3 separate regions of the Homo sapiens genome follow, and all the other regions are linked to region 2. Evidence: chromatin loops called from intact Hi-C (ENCODE). Cell type or tissue: A673. All regions are shown on one strand.

Region 1 (8,000 bases), 110 kb before region 2:
TAAAGTATCTTTTAATTTTCAACTTCAAAGCAGTCCCACTCTATATCTGAGATGACTCTAACTTCTACATTATAAAATCCATACTCTTTCTCCATTATCTTCTTTGGAAGATCATTCTCTCCCAGATCTTCCCGGATTTCCTTGTATATGGGCACACACACACACAAATGTGTGCAGTTGTATGTTTGCATGTACACACACATGCATGTATAGAATAGTGCTGTCTTAGGCCAGGTTGCTTGGAGCAGAGCCTGAGATGGGGATTTGGACGCATAGGATATACTGAGAGTGGGCTCCGAGGGAAAGGGAGTAAGAGAAAAAGAAGAGGGCAAGAAAAGAGTTGGGCAAGGGTTGGTTTCAACTGGAGCATGAATTGCACCACCCAGATAGTTTGACCTTGAGTCAAGGGAGCCAGCCTTTGAACCCTGGTAGGTGAATTCTGGGCTGCCCTGGGAGGTGGGGGGATGGGCAAGCGGCCCCCATTGAGCTGAGAAGCTGGGATGCCTAAGTAACTGGAGGATGAGTGCATTGACAGTGTCCACTACAGATACACACCTATATGTTCAGATACATATTTATACCCATATTTGCATATATATGCACATATTCATATATATAAATATATATCATGCAGGAATAGATCCATGCACTCACACAGTCATATTTACATACATGCAAATAAACACATGTAACTAACACAGATCCACACACACACATTGGCTCACACAAATCTATCTCATATGCAATTCATCACACATTGATCGGAGATAAACATTGAATATACTCTCCTGATGTGGATGGACCTCGACTCTAAGGACAAGTTTGCTGCTTAGGCAAATTACACCACGGCTTTGGCAAATAGGCATTTGGAAAATGTGTTCAGAAAAATATGGTATCACTCAAAACCCAAGCGTAAGTGAGGAGGGGATCCTGAGCTGCTGGGGCCTATTAGCTCCCAGCTTGGACAGGTCAAATTCGTGTTTCCAATAAAGACCAGAGGTCTTTTCCTTGCAGCTGGGTTAGTTTTTTCAAACCTCCTGACCATACCTCGAGATTACTCACACCTGTGCCTCACCCAGTTGAGAACTATCTCGTGCCGCTTAGTATCAGAATGCTTAACTTGGCATGAAGCAGGAAAACAGCACTTGGGGAAGCCATTGGTGGGAGGCCCATCACTGCCATCGTCAGAGCACGGGGTGATTCAAGGAAACCAGGCAGCTGCTATTCCTTTGTCTCCAAACACCGTGGGGGTTGTCTGCTGCAACCTTTGGTGAGCTCCTGAGCTGCAGTCCATTGAGGAAGGTGACAGTATCATTTGCAAGTTTCACCTCGCTGGGTACAGGGGCTTTTTGCCCAGATAAGAAATGCCCCTAGGCAGGAGGAAGAGAAACAGACTGAGTAGCCCAGGCCAGTTACTTAGCCAGTTACTAAGGCAGATGGAGCCCTCCCAAGCCCCCACTCAAACAAAACAAAACAAAATAAAACAAAAAAAAAGCCTCTTTGCTGAGAATCTCTCTGCAAAGCATGCCAACAGTTTTTATAACTGGTTTCCTATGCTCCTGGGCCAAAAAAGAGAATAGTCTTTTAATGAAATTGCTTTTTTTTAAAAAAGCAAGAAATGCCAGAGAGAAGTAAAGCGCATGACTTACTGGGAGAACTCTAAATTCAGTTATGGCTTAAGAAACAAGTTAATACTCCATTTTTGTGTTTGTGTGTGTGTGTGTGTGTTATTGTTGTTGAGATCCCATTTCCAATGCATTTACAATAAATACTAATGCCCACCCCTTATGCAGAACTAGAGTGAAAAAGAGCTGAAACTCACCAATAAACCCAAGAAAGCCTTTAGGACACAGATTCCCAGAAATGCCATCAGACAGAACAAGCAGTGGGGGAAATAAGCAAAGCAAAGGTGGCACACAGAAAAACATGATTAAAAGAGAAAGAAGAATTAAGACCTGGGGGAGGGAGCAAAAATGACTTTCTTATTATTATTATTTATTTACTTATTATTTATTTTTAGGTACACAGGGAAGTGTGTCTTCTCCCATGTCAAGAAGAAGTGGCCTTTCCAGGAATGGAGCTATTGAGCTGAAATGGCTGCCACTGCGCGTACACACACACACGCGCACACACACACACACACACACACCTCCCTTCCAGTTCCAGCTGACGGTGACTTTTTGACTGGTAACCATAAAAGAATTCATTCAAAAGGGCAGTTGTTCCCAGCAGCCAGTGAGGTCCTTCCTGCATTCGTTGTCTTGGAGAAGGAGGCACATAACAAAATAGAAACCAAAATGGGAAGGAAAAGAGAAAGAAAGTGAAATTCCTGGTCTTTGTTGTATGTATCCCCTTGCTTTTTAGATAAATTATCAGGGGTTTAAACACACACTCTCTCCCCTCCCTCCTCCCACTTCACACACACTAGATTGTTCTTGTCTGTTTGCAAACAGTCCAGAAGCACTGGGGTCTCATTAAATTAGATTCTAAGTGTCTTAAAGAATTAGATTTCAAGAAACCAAGAATCTGTGTCCTTTCCCTTCTCAGAGTGCCTGGAAGGGTGCAGATTTCTCCAATCTGAATCTGACAATGTTATTTCTTATGTCAGATAATCCCAAGTAGATCTTATACCTTAAAAAAATAAAATCAGCTACACTACCTACCTTACAGGGAAGGAAAAAGAACTAATTCCAATTATTAACTAACCCAAGATACAAACACAGGGGAAACTAGGGAATGTGCTTTGCAGCAATGTAAGATTATAGGGGTTGGTTTTAACCATCCTTTGAATGTCCCTCTTTAAGCCTTTTTAAAGGGCAATTTTGCACGGTGAGTAGAATTAGGCTTCTCCGTGGTCAAGATTTTGTTCACTCTATCAGTGCAAATTAAGTGGCACCGGCCCACTGGAAATTATAGTCTCCATTAGGAAGAAAAGAAATTACTTACCGAGCAGCAAATTCTCTAAATTTGTAATTCAGATCTTTAGTGCAGAATGCCGGTCAGGATCCAGCCCTTTGCATAAATTGGTTTTCTGGGGAGTTTAACCCCTTAGCCTCTGTTGCCCTTTTCTTGAATGGCATTCACGCAACCCTCTCCATCTCCTGGCCCTTTAACTGGCCCCGGCAGAAGTTGCAGTCCACAATTTCACAGAAGTAAGGATAATACATTATCACACATTACCGTTTATAAAGTGCTCTGGGTACAATCTGTAATTTAAAGCTGTATTTCCCTCACTGAACTTAAGTGCTTCCTTTGTTACATTTCATTACCGGGGGACTGGCATGCACCTGTATAGATTTTTTTTTTTTTTTTCATTTTTTGTTTTGTTTTGTTTTTCCAAATAAGCACTTCTTGACAAAATGGCCCCCAGCTGCACTTCTGCTAATGACAGCCATGGAAGGGCTGGTTCCTTACGTGATCTACTCTCTCAGAAGCTTGCTTTTGTCAAAATGCAGCCACGTGGGGGAGCTGCAGGACCTGGGGTTTTACAATGCCTAGCCCTTTTTCCCTGATTGCCTAACCGGGAAACTGGGCCAAAGCAGCCTGAGAGTGTATTTGTTGATTAACTTCTAGAAAGCAGTCAAGTTTAATTAGGAGAACTAGAACGAGAAAGCTGAACTGGGCAAGTCAGTTGCCTTCTATGATTCTCAGTCCTCCAAATGAAGATAAGGTTGGTTGGTTTGTGTTTCCATCCTTATCTGCTCTATCTTGGAAGAAGCTCAAGGAAGATTGTGTGATTGCAAAACGTTTCAGTTGGTGTCATTGCAATGCATTTAAGTAATCCTTACTGGCCCATCCTGCTCCACAAAGCAGCCTTACCTCTCATCTTCTCCACTCCCAACTAAAGAGCAAGTGATTTAAACTCTGAGTGTCCTCCCTCAACAATGGGCTAATAATAGAGCCTACTCGTGGAGTTGCTGCCAGCATGCAGTGAGATGGTGCATACCAAACATTTAGTGCAGTGGCTGGCACATTGTAAGCACTTAGGAAAGGCAAGCTATTCTATCATGGGGAACTTTTAGCACCAAGTAACAGAAAACCCCTACTTGAATTGGCAGATAATCGTAACAATAAGGGTATTTATCATTTCATATAATAGGTGTTGTATAACATCTTTGGCTTTGATTCTCTGAGACTCTCTTCCAGCTAACAACGATAATGAGGAAATGTATCGTTTCATATAACTGGTGTTAAGTCTCATAGCCTGGCTCTGGTTCTCTGACACTCCATTCTGCCATGTTCCATGGGTTGACTTCATCCTAAAACTGTGCTGAATGATGGATGCAGTTCCAGGCAAGGGGATTATGGGAATACCATAATCAGTTTCAATGAATCATTTTGGTGAAATCATGTTGAGAAGGCAATACAATGATACAGTAGACAGTAAAGCCATTATTGGTATCAGTGGCTTTAAGGCTAACCATTCCCCAAACTAACTGTGTCCCTTCAATTCACACCCATGGGATTTGTGTAATGACGGCCCCCACCTTCCAAAGCAGTGCCACTAGAATGTGAACTTATCAAGATCTGAACCTTCTTGTCTTGCTCATTCATTGTTCTATTGTCAGTGTCTAGCACAATGCCTGGACATGGTAGATACTCAACAAATATTGGTTGAATGGATAAATTGCTAAACAAATATCCTGTGGCCACACCCATTGTGGATTGCCTTATCCTCTAGTGTGAATTTGTTTTAGCTCTGAATGTCTGATCACCCTAACCAGACATCTACCCTTCCCAGGTAACCAGCCCAGTGGTTCTAAAAGTACAGTCCCAGGACCAGCAGCCTCAGCACCACCTGAGAACATGTTAGGAATGCAAACTCTCAAGCCCCACTCCATACCCGCAGAATCAAAAACTCTTGGGGTGGGACCCAGTAACCTGTGTTTTAGCAGCCTCTCAGGAGGTTCCAATGAAGGAGAAAATTTGAAAACCACTGGTCCAGGTAGAGCTACCACTTCACTGAGCATCAACAGCATGTTTGGTCCAAAGACTGGCCCTGAAGATGCTTAGATAAAAAAAGCTAACATTGAACCTCACTATATGCCAGGTATTGTGTGTCACATGACTTAACTTTGTTCACTGCTTATTTGGCAGCTGAGGAAACTAAGGCTCACAGAGAAAAAAACAACTTTGCCCAAGAACACACATGGCAGAGCCAAGGTTGAAATCCAACCTAAGTACATAAAAGCTTGCTTTCATGTCTGTGGGAGAGACAGGCAGGCAAAAAGATAATAATAATACAATGTAAGAGAAGCAAATGCAGGGTGTCATGGGACTCAGGGGAAGGCACTGGCGCAAGACCACAGTGGGTGGAGGTTGGCCACTTTGGGGAGGTGACAGTTGAGTTAACTCACACAGAATGAATAAGCGTTGGACAAAAGGGCTCCCAGAAGAACAGCAAGTGCAAGAGCCCAGGGTCCACAGAGAGAATGGCAGGTAGCTTAGCATGGCTGAAGTGAGACTGTGAGGAGAACGGATAAGAGGATGGAAGCTGGGGAGGTGGCACAGATGGATCTCAAGGACTTGGAGTAAAAAGTCCATAGTAACGAGTTTAAATTGTCTCTTGACGGCAATGGGGAGCCATGGAAGATATTTGAGCTGGAGGGTAACATAGATTTATATTTTGGCTGCAGGTAGGATCTAATACAAAAGCAATTCAACTAATATTCACTAAGTGACCTGAGTTATCTGTGAGATATTTATTATAAGGTGTTAAACTTCTTTGAAGATTGTAAGAAAGAGATAAAACCTCTAAATGGTTTTGACCCTTCAAAGGACATTTAAATGGTTATTTCTAAGTGTCATAAACATGGACTTGGGATTTGGCCTCATCATTCACCCAGATGATTCATACCCATGATCCCAGGCTGTGAGGTCTTGAGCAAATTACTTCTTCTCAGAGCCTTAGTTTGTTCCTCTGTGGAATGGGAATGCTAACAGCACTTACCTCGGAAAGTTGCTGAGAATAAACGAGACCGTGCATTTAGAGCATGTAGGCACCGTGTCTGGCAGGTAATGAGTGCTCAGTCAGCTTATTGATGAGGATGCAGATGACCTCAGCCTGAGATAGAACAGATGTGTTCTCTTTCATGGACTGAAGGCCACCCAGACTTTGCGACATCCTTAAACTTTGCCCCAGTTTCTCCTTATCCTCATAAGCAGTTGGCTGGCTGGCTTATCTAGAAAAAAGAAAGGAGGGAGGAGAAAAAGCAAAGAAAAATGTTCATTTTCCCTGCTGTTCACCCCATTCTAAAGTAAGGCAGAATTTCTGGAGAGGGGGCTCAGGTCCACCCTTGGCTATCCTTGGTTGTACAGTTGCATCTACTTATAACGGTGGCCAAGTCGCCATGGCAGTAGGTGCTGTGGCTGCCCTGCCCCATCGTCTTCAGACTACCCGAGTTTACCTGCAGCACTGACAGCTTCCCACCCCAAAACTCCTCGTTCTTTGCTTTTCCTCTCGGTGGCTTTCTCCAGGGGCTGTAGGAGCTTGTTTAGCCCACCTGCATGGCATTTTGAAAATACCTGAAATTTTATGCCCCGAAGGACAATTCTCAATCAGTGAAAGATGGGAGAGGAAAGGTAAACACCTCAGCTGCCCCATCTCTCAGTGGGACAATGTTGAGGGGTCGTCTTTGTGTTCTCTCAAGGGTCCTCAGCAAGACCGAGCCACCCGTCACCCACAGCAGTAACATACTCATGAGCACGCCCCCCCACCCCACCTTTTGTGCTTCCTGGGATCACTTCCCAAATAAACTACTTGCACCTAAGTTTTTGTCTCAGGGTCTGTGTCTTAGGTTAAAAACCTCTGTGTCGGCCAGGCGCGGTGGCTCACGCCTGTAATCCCAGCACTTTGGGAGGCCAAGACGGGTGGATCACCTGAGGTCAGGAGTTCTAGACCAGCCTGGCCAACATGGTAAAACCCCATCTCTACTAAAAATACAAAAATTAGCCGGGTGTGGTGGCAGACGCCTGTAATCCCAGCTACTCGGGGGGCTGAGGAAGGAGAATCCCATCTCTACTAAAAATACAAAAATTAGCCGGGTGTGGTGGCAGACGCCTGTAATCCCAGCTACTCGGGGGGCTGAGGCAGGAGAATCCCTTGAACCCGGGAGGCAGAGGTTGCCATGAACCGAGATCACACCATCGCACTCCAGCCTGGGGGACAAGAGCGAGACTTTGTTCCAAAAAAAAAAAAGAAAAATCTGTGATCTGTGTCTTAGGGTTTTCTCGGGAACCTCTATCCCATGACAAGGAGCTGAATAGAAGGACATTAATATGGGTGCTAGTTTTAAAGGTACTGGAAGAGTTGAAAAGACAACCATGGGGCCGTGAGGCCCACCCGGAGATTAGAAATAGAACATGGCACATGTATACCTATGTAACTAACCTGCACATTGTGCACATGTACCCTAAAACTTAAAGTATAATTTAAAAAAAAAAAGAAAGAAAGAAATAGAAATAGGCTACAAAAAGAACCACCACTAGAGACACACAGCCAAAGGGAAGAGGTGATGCTTCTGGAGCTAGGGAACCCGGCACCCTGTGGGAAATAGAACCCCATGTGGATGGGGGTGAGGCTGCTTGAGGGTAGCTGGAACCCAATGGAGGCTTCTGCAAGCAGTACCTTTTTGTTGACTGGAGGGAGGAGGCAGGAAAAATACGTGTCAGTGCCGCCCACTGGCTGAACTTAACCAGAAGCCAGTTGGTAATGGAACCTGGGAAATGCAGTTTGAAGAGAAGCTTGGAAAAATGATCTGAGAGTAAACATACAAATACCTAGCACAGTTGGTGGCTTTAAGAGGAGAAAAAAGGGAAGGGAAGGGGAGGGGAGGGGAGGAGAAGGGAGGGGAGGGAAGGGAAGGGAAGGGAAGGGAAGGGAAGTGAAGGGAAGGGGCAACCTTGATTAGTGTCCCACCCCCTTCCCTGGCTCTAAATAAATGAACATGTATGCTATGGTCATGCTGACATCCTTGTCTCCTCCTTTATCTTCAGAAGAG
Region 2 (8,000 bases):
GTGCTGGCAAAATATCAACGGATGCGTGATCTTTTAAAAAATGTTTTGAATCATTGCTAATTAAGCAGCTCAAGAATTGATTAAAGGGATGGAACATAGAGCCAAGAGGAAAAAATATGCAAGAATGGAACTTTAATGAATCCATTCAGAGGGGTGTGTGGGCAGAGAGTCACCACGGGATATGGTATCTGGCTTTTCCCAGAAAAACTAGTTCAATGACAAAACAAATGATCATAGTGACATTCTTTGCATTTTGATATTCTTAGATTGGTGGGCAAGAAGGAAACATTAGGAAAAAGAGAAAAACTACAGTCATTGCAACATGCTGGAAGGCATTGAATACACAGACCTTTGGCTAAACAGTTGTGGTCTTTATAATTTTAACATTCATTTGCTACTTCATTGACTATTTACTATGTCTTTAGTGTGTGTGCGTCAATGCTCTAGGGAACAAAACAAAGTTGCTGACCACCTGGAGTTTATAGATGAGCCACGCAGGCTGATATGGTAGCCACAGGCCTCAAGTGGCCACTGAGCACTTGAATGGGGCTGGTCGGGACTGAGATATGCTGTGAGAGTAAAACACACACTGGATTTCAAAGACTTAGTTCAAAAAATGAATAAAAAATATCTCATTAACAATTATTTTATGTTGATTACATGTTAAAATGATAATATTATGGACATACTGGGTTTAATGAAACACTACTATTATAATAAATATAATAGTATTCATTTTCTTTTTACCTTCTTTTTTTTTTTTGAAATGAGGTCTCACTCTGTCATCCAGGCCGGAGTGCAGTGGTATGATCACGGCTCACTGCAGCCTTGACCTCCCTGAGATCAAGCGATCCTCCCACATAAGCCTCCTGAGTAGCTGGGACTACAGGTGTGTACCATCATGCCCAGCTAGTATAATTTTTGTATTTTTAGTAGAGATGGAGTTTCATCATGTTCCCCAGGCTGGTCTCGAACTCCTGAGCTCAAGCTCTCTGCCTGCCTTGGCCTCCCAAAGTTCTGGGATGACAGGAGTGAGCCACCACGCCTGACCTCTTTTTACTTTCTTAATATGACTCCTAGAAAATTTTAAATTTCCTGTGTGGCTTGCATTATATTTCTGTTGGGTAGCACTGTCCTAGAGGTGTATAAGCTAGTAAATAATACATATATTAATATAATACTTCATAGTGATGAATGCTTTGAAGAAAGTGAACAGGACAAGAAAATGGAGCCATATGGGAGGTGAGGGCTCTGGCAGTATTTCATAAGGGGCTTCCATGGAAGTCTTTTCTGAAGAGGTAATATTTGATTATCCAAAGATGCAAGGTCGGGCATGGTGGCTCATGCCGGTAATCCCAGCATTTCGGGAGGCCAAGGTGGGCAGATCACCTGAGATCATGAGTTCAAGACCAGCCTGGCCAATATGGCAAAACCCCGTCTCTACTGAAAATACAAAAACTAGCTGAACATGGTGGCACATGCCTGTAATCCCAGCTACTTGGGAGGCTGAGGCACGAGAATCGCTTGAACCTGGGAGGCGGAGGTTGCAGTGAGCCAAGATCACGCCACTCTGGCCAAAAAAAAAAAAAAAAAAAAAATGCAGATAAATCTTGATTCCTAGAGAAATTGCTTAGACTCTGTTTTTTCATTGTGTCACCAGCTAAAATAGTCAACGAATAATCATAGAGAAACTGAGGGGGTTAAAAAATGTGGAAATAGTTTGTACCTTCTTCTGTGATGGCCTGACAGGCTTACAAGCCAGGAATAATTATTTTTCTCTTGTAAACAGTCAGCAAATGTTCAGAGAACCATCTTATTTAGGCACAAGTAATAAAAATCTTACAAATAGATTTTTCCTTCCCTGTAGCTATTTGTAGCTACATTATCCGTTTTTATTTATTTCTGATAAAACAACACCCATGTCTGATGATGGAGGGGGGTGGGGAAACCATAAGCAGAACTTCATGTTCCTCAAGGGTCTAGCTTAATTCCAAACAATAATTGTGTTTCCTGTCTCAGCAGGATAAATGTACAGCACAGGAAATTCTGTATAGAGTGGGCAGAGGCACTTTTCAAATTTCCCATATGAAGAGTATGCTATTATTGGAGTAGGGTAATTTGAGCACCTCTCACAAGTATAGTATAAAAAGTTAAACCCAGATTAGAGAGTTCTGCCCAGGGGAAACGAAAGTAAACAAAAATTGAAGCAGTGAACTGTTGAAACTCTAAATGCCGTTGAACTTTGAGCATGAAGAAGCCCTCCAAACAGCCCGTGCACACAGTCAGAGAGCTGTTGTTAACTCAGATTCTATCATTTACAGGTGCCCCATGTTCATGACATGTTAATTAGGCTTGACAATAAACTCAGCATTTGTTTCATATTAGAACAATGAGATTTTATACATGACTCAAGGGCTATATTTAGTGAATTCAAATCCAATAAAATAAATTATTTCAATGCTTCTACATTCATATTTGGGAACCCTAAGTATACCACAGATCATATCATGCTGTTGACACCAAACCTCACGCACCAAAACCTTGAAATAGACCAGATAACCTAAACTGTGGGAATTAGGACTGTTCCTACCACTTAAGAAAGAGTTCTCCTGCGTTTGCTATATTTCCAGAACTTGGCTTTACATGAATCAAAGACATGAGATCTCTTCCCCCATTCTCCACTTACTCCCCAAATGAAAAGAAAATGAAAGAAAGGCCAAAGAGTATTTTCTTTATTTTCTAAAATTATTTCCAACTTTTCCTAGTGACTCTTAAAAATAGAAATGTGGCCAGTGGCTTACTGGTCGGATCCTGAGCCGATGATTCATTGCCATGAGACGTTATTTCGTGAGACATTCTCTAAGGGAATCCAGGGAAAGAATTCTGTCCTAGTCACTCACATATTATGCTTTTAAGAATGAGGTGTGGCCAGAGTTCTCAGAGATCCTTGAAGAGAAAATTATTTTCATTGTTTTTTCTGTTTGTTAGCACTTTAAAACTTAAAAACAGTTGGGATAATTCTACTCACTGTGTGGGGGACAGCATGGTGTGTTTGAAGACGTGCCCGGAAGAGCACAAAAAGTGACTCTTTCTCTCCCCCATACCACACACTCAAATATATGTCACCTCTCTATCTCACTCACGATTCACGCATCTGCAAAAGTTCACAGATAGCAAATTGGCTCTCCAATCAAAATAACAATGCCAGTAAAGAAACCTCAAAGGGTCCAGAAACAAACATTCAAACAACAGGGTCCTACGAAAATTTCATTAGAGAGGAAATAGGTCCTTAGAACAGAACAAAACTAAACAGAAACTCTGAAGGAAGATGAGAAAGAATACTATGAATGTGGTTAGCTAGAAAGCTATTCAACAGCTTCCTTGCTTCCCTAATATCCAGCTGCAGGAATATGCCAAGGGGAGAAAAAAAAATCTTTCTTAGTCCTACTAAACGTAGGAAAAGTGCTATTCTGACTCCAAAGCTGAGCTGTAGATGGCAGTGAGTGGGTGGGAAGGGAATGTGAGCCGTCCCTAACAACAACAGAAAGCCTTCTGCTAGTATCCGTTCCCAAACTATAAACACTCAGAGACTCCTCGCCAAGCACATAATAAAAATTTCACCTCCCCCCCCAACCATGGTTTCCTGTAGTTTGTACTATTCAAATGCAAATTGTGATGAATATCAGCGTGGACTCTCCAACTTAAAGAACTCTGATTTTTTTTTTCATAAGTATCCAAAGCTTCCCACTGAGAAGAAAGCATCATTTAGGAGATACTCAACTGGTTGAGAAATATATGTGCTTATTTTAGAATTGGCACAAGAATATGTAAAATGATCCACTGATAATGATCACCCTAAGGGATGTCACACCCAAACGCCTATTTTTGCAAACAGAAAAGGAACAAATACAGCATTCTTTACTGAAAACTCTAAAGGAGATCCTGCACCATAAATTACAGACCTAATCTAAGAGTCAAGCAATGTTTACTCTAAAAGGTGACATTCCGAAATTTTCCTACAATCGGATTAGATGGAAGAGCACATTGTCTTTCTTTCACTTGGGAAGTAAGCCCTACCATAATTCTCTTTTAAGGGATGAATCATAGAGCCCCCACATCTGACAATGGATTAAGTCATTTGTTTTGTTTCTGGGATATATTCTACCCTTCACTACAACTGGGATCTACAATTTGTTCTAACATTTTCTGGCAATTTCTGATTTGTTCAGACAAAGACCAGAAGCTTAAGTCCCACGGAATTAACTGGTTGGATTATTACCAAGGTGGAACAGAGCCAGAAGGTTGAGAACATACACATCGTGTGCTCTTGGGACATAATATCTGCCTTCGCAAGGATGGTATCATTTCTCAGCCTCTCACCCACCAGTTAGCTCAACGAACTGGAAATGTTTTTCTTTCCTTTCCCTTTTTTTTCCCTAATTTTTTAACAGCAGGAACAGAATAAACTGGTAATAAATCAGGCAAGCAATATTTTTTTTTTTGCTTCTTGGAACATACTAGAAAATAATAGTAACTTATTTGTTACAACACTTATATCTCTACATTAACCAACAAGCCAAAAAGAAGATGAAAGAAAAAATTAAGAAGAGACAAAGAGGGAGGAGGATGGGGAGGAAGAAAGAAGGAGGGAGGGAGGGACAGAGGGAAGGAGGGAGGGAGGGAAGAGGGAGGGAAGAAGAAAGGAAGGGAGGAAATTTTCTGATTCTAAAAAATCAGAAGTCACCAAAGTAGCTTTCATATTCAACTAATTGAAGAGTATGTTTAAATAATATTCCATTTGCCTAGTACTTCACAGTTTCACATACATCAGCAATTGGTTGCCTGATATCATTTATCATCTTTTATACTGGAGGAAACCAATGATTTCAAAGATTAAATAATTTAAGAATGATCATGTACCTAGTACAATATTGAGCCAAAATAAAACTTGGTATTTCAGTCTGCTATGGTTTGAGTGTTCGTCACCTCCAAAACTCTTGTTGAAACTTAATTGCCGATGTGGCAGTATTGAGGGGTTGGACCTTTAAGAGGTGATTAGGTCACAAGGGCTCTGTCCTCATGAATGAATTAATTCTTTCATGGATTAATGGGCTAATGGGTTGTTATGGGAGTGGAACTGGTGTCTTTATAAGAAGAGGAAGAGAGACCTGAGCTAGAATGCTCAGCCTTTGTGCCATGTGATCATGTGATGCCCTGTGCAGCCTTGCGGCTCTGCAGAGGCCCCATCAGCAAGAAGCCTCTCACCAGATGACTCTCCTCAACCAGCTTCTAGAACTGTAAGGAGTAAATTTTGTTTCTTATAAATCACCCAGTTTCAAGGATTGTGTTACAAGCAATGAATCAGACACAGTCTTAGTTAATAGTTAATAGTAATAGTTAATAGTTTTCATCATGACACTAGAGAGCTTTCATTTATTCTGGTTCTGCTACGATACTTACATTAATCTCACATTTTCACAGGTATTTCCCAGTTTTTATGAACCCTCTCCCAAAATTATTTTGTGAGAAATTAAAGCACTGCACAACGTTGCAGCCACTGAAATTGTTCATAGTACAGATCGCATCTGTAGATCCATCTCCTTCTGCTTTGCTCAGAAAACACATTGACTTGGGTGGTGGGCCTGTCTTCCTACCCGGTTTCTCTTTTTTTCTTTTCTTTTCTTTTTTTCTTGAGACAGGGTCTCACTCTGTTGCCCAGGCTGGAGTGCAGTGGTATAATCACAGCACACTACAGGCTCTATCTCTTGGGCTCAAGCAATCCTCCTGCCTCAGCCTTCCAAGTAGCTCATCTACAGGCATGCACCACCACACCTGGCTATTTTTTTTTTTTTATTTTTAGTAGGCACAAGGTCTCACTATGTTGCCCCAGGCTGGTCTCCAACTCTTGAACTCAAGAGATCTTCCTGCCTCAGCCTCCCAAAGTGTTGGGACTCTAGGCATTAGCCATCCTGCCCTGTCTTGCCCAGCATCTCTACCCAAAGGAAAGTACTCCTGCTTCATAGAAGTGCTTCTTAATGGGGGCAATTTTGCCCACCAGAAGACATTTGGCAACATCTAGAGACATTTTTCGTTACCACAACTATGGGGAAAGGAGAGAGGTACTACTGGTATCTTAGTGGGTAGAGACCAGGGAGGTTGCTAAACATCCTATAATGCACAGGGCAGCCTCACAACAGACAATCATCCAGCCCAGAGTATCAATGTTGCCAGGGATGAAAAAGCCCACTCCGTGGGAAGCCTGCTGAAGTCACATGACCCTGTGGGCTTACCCTCTTCTGACCCCACAGCAAGGAGGGGCATGAGACCTAAGCCTAGGCACCTGAGATTCCCCCTGCCCCAGGACTTTGCCAGAGATATCAGAGAAATTATTCTTTTATTTATTTATTTAGAGATCAAAACTTTAAGGCTGACGTAAATCTGGTCCCACCAGGCTGAAAATGAAGATAGGGAGAAGGAAACAGAATCGACAGGGAAGGAGAGAGATCTGAAGACTGAATCAGGCCCTACGTCTTAGGCTTTTGAGCTAAATGGGCCTCTAAATTTCATTTCTGTAGGGGGATTTGTTGTAGAAGTTTTTCTTAAATTACTCTCAGTTGACTTCCATGATTTTCAAGCAAGAGTCCTGGCTAACACTGAAGCTGATGAGTGAGTGTTATTATTATAAGAACACACTAACTACATCTAACTAATATTTTGAAAAGCCTATCATTCATCAATGTCAGCATTTCGGCTACTACTAATAACAAATAATAATGCGGCTCATAGGTCACAAGTAAAATCTCTTACATGTTACGTGTACTTTTTAAATAAGGGATTATCAGAATCACTACTTATTTGTTTGTTTTAGCTAAACAGGAAGGAGACAGACAAGGTTTTGTGGCTCATAGACCAAATCAAAGACCCAGTACTTGAAATAACTTGAGGAGTTACAGATGCCAATTTGATCCCAATATCAGATCCCAAATGACAAGGCAATCAATTGATAGACAACCTGACATTCCGTAGGAGATTTGCCTGAGTCTTTGACTCACCTTGGACAATTGAAGTCCAGGACTTTTTTGTTGTTGTTGTTTTTTTTTCAATAGTTTTGGGGGCACAGGTGGTATTTGGTTACATGTATAAGTTATTTAGTGGTAATGTCTGAGATTTTGGTGCACCCATCACCCGAGCAGTCTACACTGTACCCAATGTGTCTTTCACCCCTCACCCCCTCCCACCCTTCCCCCGGAGTCCCCAATGTCCATCACATCATTCTTATGCCTTTGCATCCTCATAGCTTAGCTCTCACTTATAACTGAAGACATACGATGTTTGGTTTCCCCTTTCTGAGTTATGAAATCCAGGAGTTTGTTTATAAGGGACCTCTTCCAGACGGCATTTCAAGGAATCTTCACTAGTATGGTAAGAGGCACATTAAACTCAACATGTCCAGGAGGGTCAGGACAGGCTCTCTCTGAGTTGAGATGAAGCTGAGAGGCAGGGGAGACTGAGGCAGTGAGGGAATTCAGGTGGACAGCATACCAGAGAGCAAAATACTGCAGAGAGAGAGCTCCAGAGATCGGCAAAGGGCCCACCAGAGGTCTTCAGCTGAGCTCTGATTGGCACACACTAGCAACACCTACCTGAGGTTGTGCAAAGACCTGGATCCAGCTCTTTTTTTTTTTTCAGTTATTTATTATTTAACAAATTTTTATTATTTCTCATGATTCTGTGGGCTTCCTGGGCAACTCTGCTTCACAACAATGAACTCTGTCATATTTTCTTGAATTAGAGCATTGGATTAGAGGAACTAGTATTGGAGCTCACGCAGGCAGCCTGGACAATCTCACAATTCACAAGGCACTGGGCAGAGCCCTCAGAAGCATCTTGCCTCAGTAGTGGAGAATAATTAGCTCTGGACTAAACACTGCTCTGATCCCACTTAACACATCTTACACCCTAAAAGGATCAAACTATTTCCAAGGAACTTAACTGCATCC
Region 3 (8,000 bases), 250 kb after region 2:
GTTTAACAGGATGCCCTATATATTAGTTAAAAGTGAAGCAATTGAATTAGGTACCTTCTCTGCTGCGTGGAAAAGACCGTATGACTCACCCACACCAGCCTTCTCTTCGCTCTGAGTGTAGCTAACCGTTTCTGTTTTTTTTCCTCTAGGGTTTGGAAATCCCTTGTCTCCAGGTTGCTGGGATTGACTTCTTGCTCAATTGAAACACTCATTCAATGGAGACAAAGAGAACTAATGCTTTGTGCTGATTCATATTTGAATCGAGGCATTGGGAACCCTGTATGCCTTGTTTGTGGAAAGAACCAGTGACACCATCACTGAGCTTCCTAAAAGTTCGAAGAAGTTAGAGGACTATACACTTTCTTTTGAACTTTTATAATAAATATTTGCTCTGGTTTTTGGAACCCAGGGCTGTTAGAGGGGTGAGTGACAAGTCTTACAAGTGGCCTTATTCCAACTCCAGAAATTGCCCAACGGAACTTTGAGATTATATGCAATCGAAAGTGACAGGAAACATGCCAACTCAATCCCTCTTAATGTACATGGATGGGCCAGAAGTGATTGGCAGCTCTCTTGGCAGTCCGATGGAGATGGAGGATGCCTTGTCAATGAAAGGGACCGCTGTTGTTCCATTCCGAGCTACACAAGAAAAAAATGTCATCCAAATCGAGGGGTATATGCCCTTGGATTGCATGTTCTGCAGCCAGACCTTCACACATTCAGAAGACCTTAATAAACATGTCTTAATGCAACACCGGCCTACCCTCTGTGAACCAGCAGTTCTTCGGGTTGAAGCAGAGTATCTCAGTCCGCTTGATAAAAGTCAAGTGCGAACAGAACCTCCCAAGGAAAAGAATTGCAAGGAAAATGAATTTAGCTGTGAGGTATGTGGGCAGACATTTAGAGTCGCTTTTGATGTTGAGATCCACATGAGAACACACAAAGATTCTTTCACTTACGGGTGTAACATGTGCGGAAGAAGATTCAAGGAGCCTTGGTTTCTTAAAAATCACATGCGGACACATAATGGCAAATCGGGGGCCAGAAGCAAACTGCAGCAAGGCTTGGAGAGTAGTCCAGCAACGATCAACGAGGTCGTCCAGGTGCACGCGGCCGAGAGCATCTCCTCTCCTTACAAAATCTGCATGGTTTGTGGCTTCCTATTTCCAAATAAAGAAAGTCTAATTGAGCACCGCAAGGTGCACACCAAAAAAACTGCTTTCGGTACCAGCAGCGCGCAGACAGACTCTCCACAAGGAGGAATGCCGTCCTCGAGGGAGGACTTCCTGCAGTTGTTCAACTTGAGACCAAAATCTCACCCTGAAACGGGGAAGAAGCCTGTCAGATGCATCCCTCAGCTCGATCCGTTCACCACCTTCCAGGCTTGGCAGCTGGCTACCAAAGGAAAAGTTGCCATTTGCCAAGAAGTGAAGGAATCGGGGCAAGAAGGGAGCACCGACAACGACGATTCGAGTTCCGAGAAGGAGCTTGGAGAAACAAATAAGGGCAGTTGTGCAGGCCTCTCGCAAGAGAAAGAGAAGTGCAAACACTCCCACGGCGAAGCGCCCTCCGTGGACGCGGATCCCAAGTTACCCAGTAGCAAGGAGAAGCCCACTCACTGCTCCGAGTGCGGCAAAGCTTTCAGAACCTACCACCAGCTGGTCTTGCACTCCAGGGTCCACAAGAAGGACCGGAGGGCCGGCGCGGAGTCGCCCACCATGTCTGTGGACGGGAGGCAGCCGGGGACGTGTTCTCCTGACCTCGCCGCCCCTCTGGATGAAAATGGAGCCGTGGATCGAGGGGAAGGTGGTTCTGAAGACGGATCTGAGGATGGGCTTCCCGAAGGAATCCATCTGGGTAAGCTGCCCTGTCTCCGTCCCGTGCTGTTCCGCCTGTGTCTGTCTGTCTCCCCGTCTCCCCCTCTCTATTCCCATCTCCAGACAACGCTGGCCAGGAATGGGGTTTGGAGAGCCAGAGTCAAGTCCAGGCTCTTTTTGGTATCACTCTGTGTAAGTCATTTAACCTCTCAGGGCCTTAATTTTCTCATTTCTGTAATAACAGGGTTGAGTTAAGAGGTCTCCTTGTTCTGAAAATATATATATATTTTTTAAACGTGTATCGTTTTGCTCACAAAACACACTTTAAAAAAAAAATAACTTGTGCATCCAGCCCAAATGCACTGCTTCTTAACTGGGGCGATTTTGTTCCCAATCAGTATCTGGCAATGTCTGGAGGCATTTTGGTTGTCATACTGTGTGTGTGGGTGTGCCTGCTGGCATCCAGTGGGCAGAGGCCAGGGACACTGCTCAGCATGGTACAGTGCACAGGACAGCCCCATCATCAAAGAATTATCTGGTCCCAAATGTCAATAGTTTGAGCATTGAGAGACCCTAGCCTTCACTTAAGTTTTTCTGGCGTTCCTGATCTTTTTCTGTAGTGAATTTCTAGTGGCCATAAAAGGTACTGGGAGTGATGATCAACTAGAGCCAGGAATATTATTTGGGCAGCCGTTTGGTGCTGTCCAAAACCTTGTCCTTTCTGTCTGGCAAGCTAGTATCCATTTATAGGTACCTCAGGAACCCAAATGATTTGTCATAAAATACAAGGAATGTGAGCACACTGAAGACATTTTTAAGAAGGCTCATTTGCTCAGCAGAATTTTCAGTGTACTAGTGGCATTTATAGAAAGAGAAGGTGATCACTGAAGGCATGCTCACATAATATTCCTGAGCCCTGGTGGGCGTTATCTAGGGCAAAGGATTCCACCTGTGTTTGGAGTTGCGCCCATCCTCACTGTAGCCAGAGCTTCTCCTATCAGAGTTTAGTATTTTGTTTGAATAGAGGATCTTGCTGCTTAAAACAGTTGAAAAGACCCTGATGGGCAGGCCGTAATTGACAAGCGAATGATGGGAACATGAATCGGTCTTAGGGAAGCATCTGTCAAAGTGGTCCTCGGTTAAAACAAGTGCCTCCTCCTCTCAGTGTCACTTGATTGTGTGCTTGAATTCTTCGGAAAACTGGGTGTATGAGACCCACGATGAATTTGCCCACACGATTGATTGGACTCTTCCTTCACCTGCTCTTCAGCCAGTGCCAGTTCCTTTTCTGATCATGTGATTGACGTGAGAACTGTAGTCTGTATATCAAATCTTTAGAATGTTTTTGAGTTTCCTGGGACACAGGAAACCCAGCACTTAGCATACTACAAATCTAATGTCTTAATGGCATCATAAAAAGAGGCTTTAAACACAGACTCCAGTTAGCTAAGTGGTTTCTGCTAGTGCCGGTACTGTTGCAGGGGCCCTGTGAGATGCCCCAGTTCCCTGAAAGAAATGAAAAGGCCAGTTACCGGTAGGTGGTGTGGAAAACATGGGCTAGATCATCAGGCAGGACAGAATGCCTGGCTGTGGGTGGGAGCACCCCAGCTTGGCGTTGAGTTCTGGTTCTACCACTGCGTTGTTTTGTGACCAATTATGAGTTGCTTAACCTTTCTTTGCTACTATTTCCCTGTTTGCAAAATGGTTCATTGACCCCTGTCTTCCACCTCCCAAGGACAATTTCAACAGCCTATTTGTAAAAAGATCACAGTCCTTTAAAAAATATAACTGTAAAGTCAGAGGTGATGCTTGAAAGAGCAGGAACCAGGTAGATGTGGAAATGTCATGTCCTTTGTTCTAAAGAAAAGGCATTTCATAGCTTTTTGGATATGACGCAACATACCATAAATCCTGACACATAGTTGGGAGTCGGAAATTGCAACAACGCCCAGTTATAAACCCAGCTAGTTTGGGTATGATTGTAAGAAAAAAAAGCTGGCCATTCTGTATTTGGGGAATTGATTTTCCTAAACTTATATTATCTTAGTAGTCTAGATTTATCATATTGTACTATCATCCTGGCTTTTTTAAGACTTAAGAAGATCAAGTAAATTTTTTTTTCTTTCTTTAGACACTATATAGATCATCAAGGGTGTCTGTCTTACAGGTGGATAGTGATATGATCTACAGTGAGGGGACATTTATTTAAAACTTAAACATTCATGTGTTTTGGGGGTGGTATTTTAACGGCAGCACCTCTGATTGTCTTTTGGAGGGCTGGTGTGTGTTTGAAGTTCTGTCCTCCTTCCAGTGGACTCTAACTTCTCCTGATGCACGTGAGACACATTGTCCTATTGTCCTGCAGAAACTAAAGCCAAACACTGTCATTTGGGGACAGGTTTTCATTTGTCAGATCTCTTTCGCCCACATGAGTGTTTGTGGACAATACAGCCTGCTTTCCAAAACTTTGCTAAATTTTGACAGACTTTCCTAGGTGCTTGCCCAATGCCAGACTTTCTTTTCTGTTGAAGATTAAGTTGTGCTTGCTGCCCTCTAGTGGTCAGTTGTTTAATCCTAACCTTAAACGGCTTATTTTTCCCCTGGTGGTTGGGAAGTTGACGGTTTGTAATTGGCTCATTTTTCTAAATTATTCTGAAGAAGATAATTTTTCCCGCCAGTATGTATGTCCACCTTCAGTTTGCCAGATCCTGCCTGCTCAGAGACACTGAGAACCGGAAGCTGCCCGGGCAATTCAGTCTATGAAATGATCTTTCTTGTGATTAAGGCAAACGAAGAACTGAATGTTTAATAGTGTACTCTGCTGTACCCAGAAAAAAACAAAACAAAATCATGTTATAACACTCTAAAACTTCAAACAACCTCCAACAGCATTTGGTGTGTGTCTAGCCGTTTTGTTCTAACCCGATGTTATATAAAAGAATTTTTTCATGCTTTCCAAAAATGTTTATGTCAAGAATATTTAAGTCAGCATGCCTTATTCAGGTACTTCAGCTACCTTCTTATATAAATATTTTTGTTTTTCCTTTAAGATAAAAATGATGATGGAGGAAAAATAAAACATCTTACATCTTCAAGAGAGTGTAGTTATTGTGGAAAGTTTTTCCGTTCAAATTATTACCTCAATATTCATCTCAGAACGCATACAGGTAAAGAACTTTTATTTTTTTAACCATGCATTAGTTAAATTATGTAGTTATCTAATTTTTTTGTTGTTGTTGTTCAGATACTCTGCCAGATCCTTGGACTAGCTTAAGGATAAATATGTAGCATGTTGATTGCAGTGGTTATTTTTATTCTTTTAGTGCCATTGTAACTTGAGCCATTGTTCTTATTTGCAGTTCATTTCTTTTCTTTCTTTTTTGTTTTTTGAGACGGAGTCTTGCTCTGTCACCTCGGCTGGAGTGCAGTGGTGCAATTTCGGCTCACTGCAGCCTCCACCTCCCTGGTTCAAGCAATACTCCTGCCTCAGCCTCCCCAGTAGTTGGGATTACAGGTACCTGCCACCACACCCGGCTAATTTCTGTATTTTTAGTAGAGATGGGGTTTCACCATGCTGGCCAGGCTGGTTTCGAACTCCTGACCTCAAGTGATCCGCTCACCTTGGCCTCCCATAGTGTTGGCCTCCCATAGTGCTGGGATTACAGGCGTGAGCCACCGCGCCCGGACAAAGTTCATTTGTTTAGTTTATGACTGCTATGTCCTGACTCTTATCTTATTAAAAGCTACAGTATTTTAAAATGCTGCATCTTATGTCTTTATGATTGAGAATGAAATGAGAATCTATTTAGTAGTCTTGAGATTGTGAAAGGAGCTATGACATCATGATGTAGGAGGCTGCGTAGATTTGAAATTTCATCTCTTCCACTTACTATCTGTGCACCCTTGGGCAAGTTATTTAACCTTTTTGTGCTTTTAGTTTTCTTTGCTGTAAAAGTAGAATAATACATATTTCCCTAGGGCTGTTAGGAAGATTAAATAAGTTAGAAGTGTTGCTGTTAATTTTTCTATTGAAGATAGGCATTCATAATTTCAAATATTCATTACAGTAAGGATGATAAAGAACTGATGAGAAATCCTATGTGATAGTAGATCGAGAAAGCAAAAGGAGGAAAGAAGCCTGTTTTCTTAATAAATAGATATTTGATCTATTTCAGTGCTTTTCATACACTTCTATAATAAAGTGCCATTTCTTGCCTTAGGTGAAAAACCATACAAATGTGAATTTTGTGAATATGCTGCAGCCCAGAAGACATCTCTGAGGTATCACTTGGAGAGACATCACAAGGAAAAACAAACCGATGTTGCTGCTGAAGTCAAGAACGATGGTAAAAATCAGGACACTGAAGATGCACTATTAACCGCTGACAGTGCGCAAACCAAAAATTTGAAAAGATTTTTTGATGGTGCCAAAGATGTTACAGGCAGTCCACCTGCAAAGCAGCTTAAGGAGATGCCTTCTGTTTTTCAGAATGTTCTGGGCAGCGCTGTCCTCTCACCAGCACACAAAGATACTCAGGATTTCCATAAAAATGCAGCTGATGACAGTGCTGATAAAGTGAATAAAAACCCTACCCCTGCTTACCTGGACCTGTTAAAAAAGAGATCAGCAGTTGAAACTCAGGCAAATAACCTCATCTGTAGAACCAAGGCGGATGTTACTCCTCCTCCGGATGGCAGTACCACCCATAACCTTGAAGTTAGCCCCAAAGAGAAGCAAACGGAGACCGCAGCTGACTGCAGATACAGGCCAAGTGTGGATTGTCACGAAAAACCTTTAAATTTATCCGTGGGGGCTCTTCACAATTGCCCGGCAATTTCTTTGAGTAAAAGTTTGATTCCAAGTATCACCTGTCCATTTTGTACCTTCAAGACATTTTATCCAGAAGTTTTAATGATGCACCAGAGACTGGAGCATAAATACAATCCTGACGTTCATAAAAACTGTCGAAACAAGTCCTTGCTTAGAAGTCGACGTACCGGATGCCCGCCAGCGTTGCTGGGAAAAGATGTGCCTCCCCTCTCTAGTTTCTGTAAACCCAAGCCCAAGTCTGCTTTCCCGGCGCAGTCCAAATCCCTGCCATCTGCGAAGGGGAAGCAGAGCCCTCCTGGGCCAGGCAAGGCCCCTCTGACTTCAGGGATAGACTCTAGCACTTTAGCCCCAAGTAACCTGAAGTCCCACAGACCACAGCAGAATGTGGGGGTCCAAGGGGCCGCCACCAGGCAACAGCAATCTGAGATGTTTCCTAAAACCAGTGTTTCCCCTGCACCGGATAAGACAAAAAGACCCGAGACAAAATTGAAACCTCTTCCAGTAGCTCCTTCTCAGCCCACCCTCGGCAGCAGTAACATCAATGGTTCCATCGACTACCCCGCCAAGAACGACAGCCCGTGGGCACCTCCGGGAAGAGACTATTTCTGTAATCGGAGTGCCAGCAATACTGCAGCAGAATTTGGTGAGCCCCTTCCAAAAAGACTGAAGTCCAGCGTGGTTGCCCTTGACGTTGACCAGCCCGGGGCCAATTACAGAAGAGGCTATGACCTTCCCAAGTACCATATGGTCAGAGGCATCACATCACTGTTACCGCAGGACTGTGTGTATCCGTCGCAGGCGCTGCCTCCCAAACCAAGGTTCCTGAGCTCCAGCGAGGTCGATTCTCCAAATGTGCTGACTGTTCAGAAGCCCTATGGTGGCTCCGGGCCACTTTACACTTGTGTGCCTGCTGGTAGTCCAGCATCCAGCTCGACGTTAGAAGGTATTGCATGAGGGGCGTCGTGTTTAAATGGCTGCCTACAGTGATTAATAGCTAATCCAGGCATTCTCAGTGGAGATGGTACCACTCCCAAGGGTGGGGGGTAGGCAGCCAGAAGTTCTTGGGGGTCACAGAGAGAAGCATTCTTAGATACGGCAGTGGTTTGTGGTCCTCCAAGGCTTACTTAACTCTGTGGGTTTAACTCTTAACCCTGTGTATTTTATTCTTTTGATTTGTTTAGTCTTACTTTATTTTTAGAGAAAGGGTCTTGCTCCGTCATCTAGATTGGAGTGCAGCGGTGTAATCATAGCTTACTGTAGTCTTGAATTCCTGAGTTCAAGAGATCCTTCTGCCTCAGCTTCCCAGGTAGCTGAGACTATATGTGCTGCTACCATGCACAGCTGATTTTTAA

The links. Hi-C counts contacts between places; a loop is a spot of excess contacts. Peaks named below come from ENCODE experiments on the same cell type or tissue, not always from the same donor. Only the 100,000 strongest peaks of a DNase experiment are listed, where the experiment ranks them.
Region 1: a loop joins it to region 2, with 8 times the contacts of the local background. A loop is called at or near these places in 6 of 110 quality-filtered maps.
Region 3: it touches region 2 in a loop (6-fold over the local background); 16 of 110 quality-filtered maps call a loop at or near these places.

The regions. Positions count from the first base shown.
Region 1 is chr20:53,935,545-53,943,544 of GRCh38, reverse strand. It overlaps BCAS1 (brain enriched myelin associated protein 1), which reads left to right. Exons shown (of 13, transcript NM_001366298.2): 13 at 1-4. It overlaps BCAS1-AS1 (BCAS1 antisense RNA 1), which reads right to left. Exons shown (of 5, transcript NR_199019.1): 2 at 5,951-6,182; 3 at 2,947-3,113; 4 at 2,150-2,260; 5 at 1-1,370. Among named protein-coding and RNA genes, the nearest start is that of BCAS1-AS1, 24 kb to the right of the region's middle. RefSeq lists a silencer at 4,481-4,775. In A673, a CTCF peak has its summit at 3,458 (motif pointing right); a DNase peak (open chromatin) is centred at 3,454; H3K4me3 peaks cover 854 bases; H3K27ac peaks cover 5,976 bases.
Region 2 is chr20:53,824,416-53,832,415 of GRCh38, reverse strand. No RefSeq gene overlaps it. Among named protein-coding and RNA genes, the nearest start is that of BCAS1-AS1, 87 kb to the left of the region's middle. RefSeq lists a cis regulatory region at 2,237-2,250 and enhancers at 2,172-2,316, 3,583-3,692. In A673, CTCF peaks have their summits at 3,264 and 3,470 (motif pointing right); DNase peaks (open chromatin) are centred at 2,045, 2,855, 3,635 and 4,265; H3K4me3 peaks cover 2,336 bases; H3K27ac peaks cover 3,881 bases.
Region 3 is chr20:53,575,318-53,583,317 of GRCh38, reverse strand. It overlaps ZNF217 (zinc finger protein 217), which reads left to right. Exons shown (of 6, transcript NM_006526.3): 2 at 150-1,857; 3 at 4,868-4,984; 4 at 6,038-7,591. The coding sequence starts at 492. Among named protein-coding and RNA genes, the nearest start is that of ZNF217, 15 kb to the left of the region's middle. RefSeq lists enhancers at 1,060-1,129, 1,160-1,289, 687-1,478. In A673, a CTCF peak has its summit at 4,388 (motif pointing left); DNase peaks (open chromatin) are centred at 137, 3,247, 3,727 and 4,367; H3K4me3 peaks cover 2,911 bases; H3K27ac peaks cover 2,654 bases.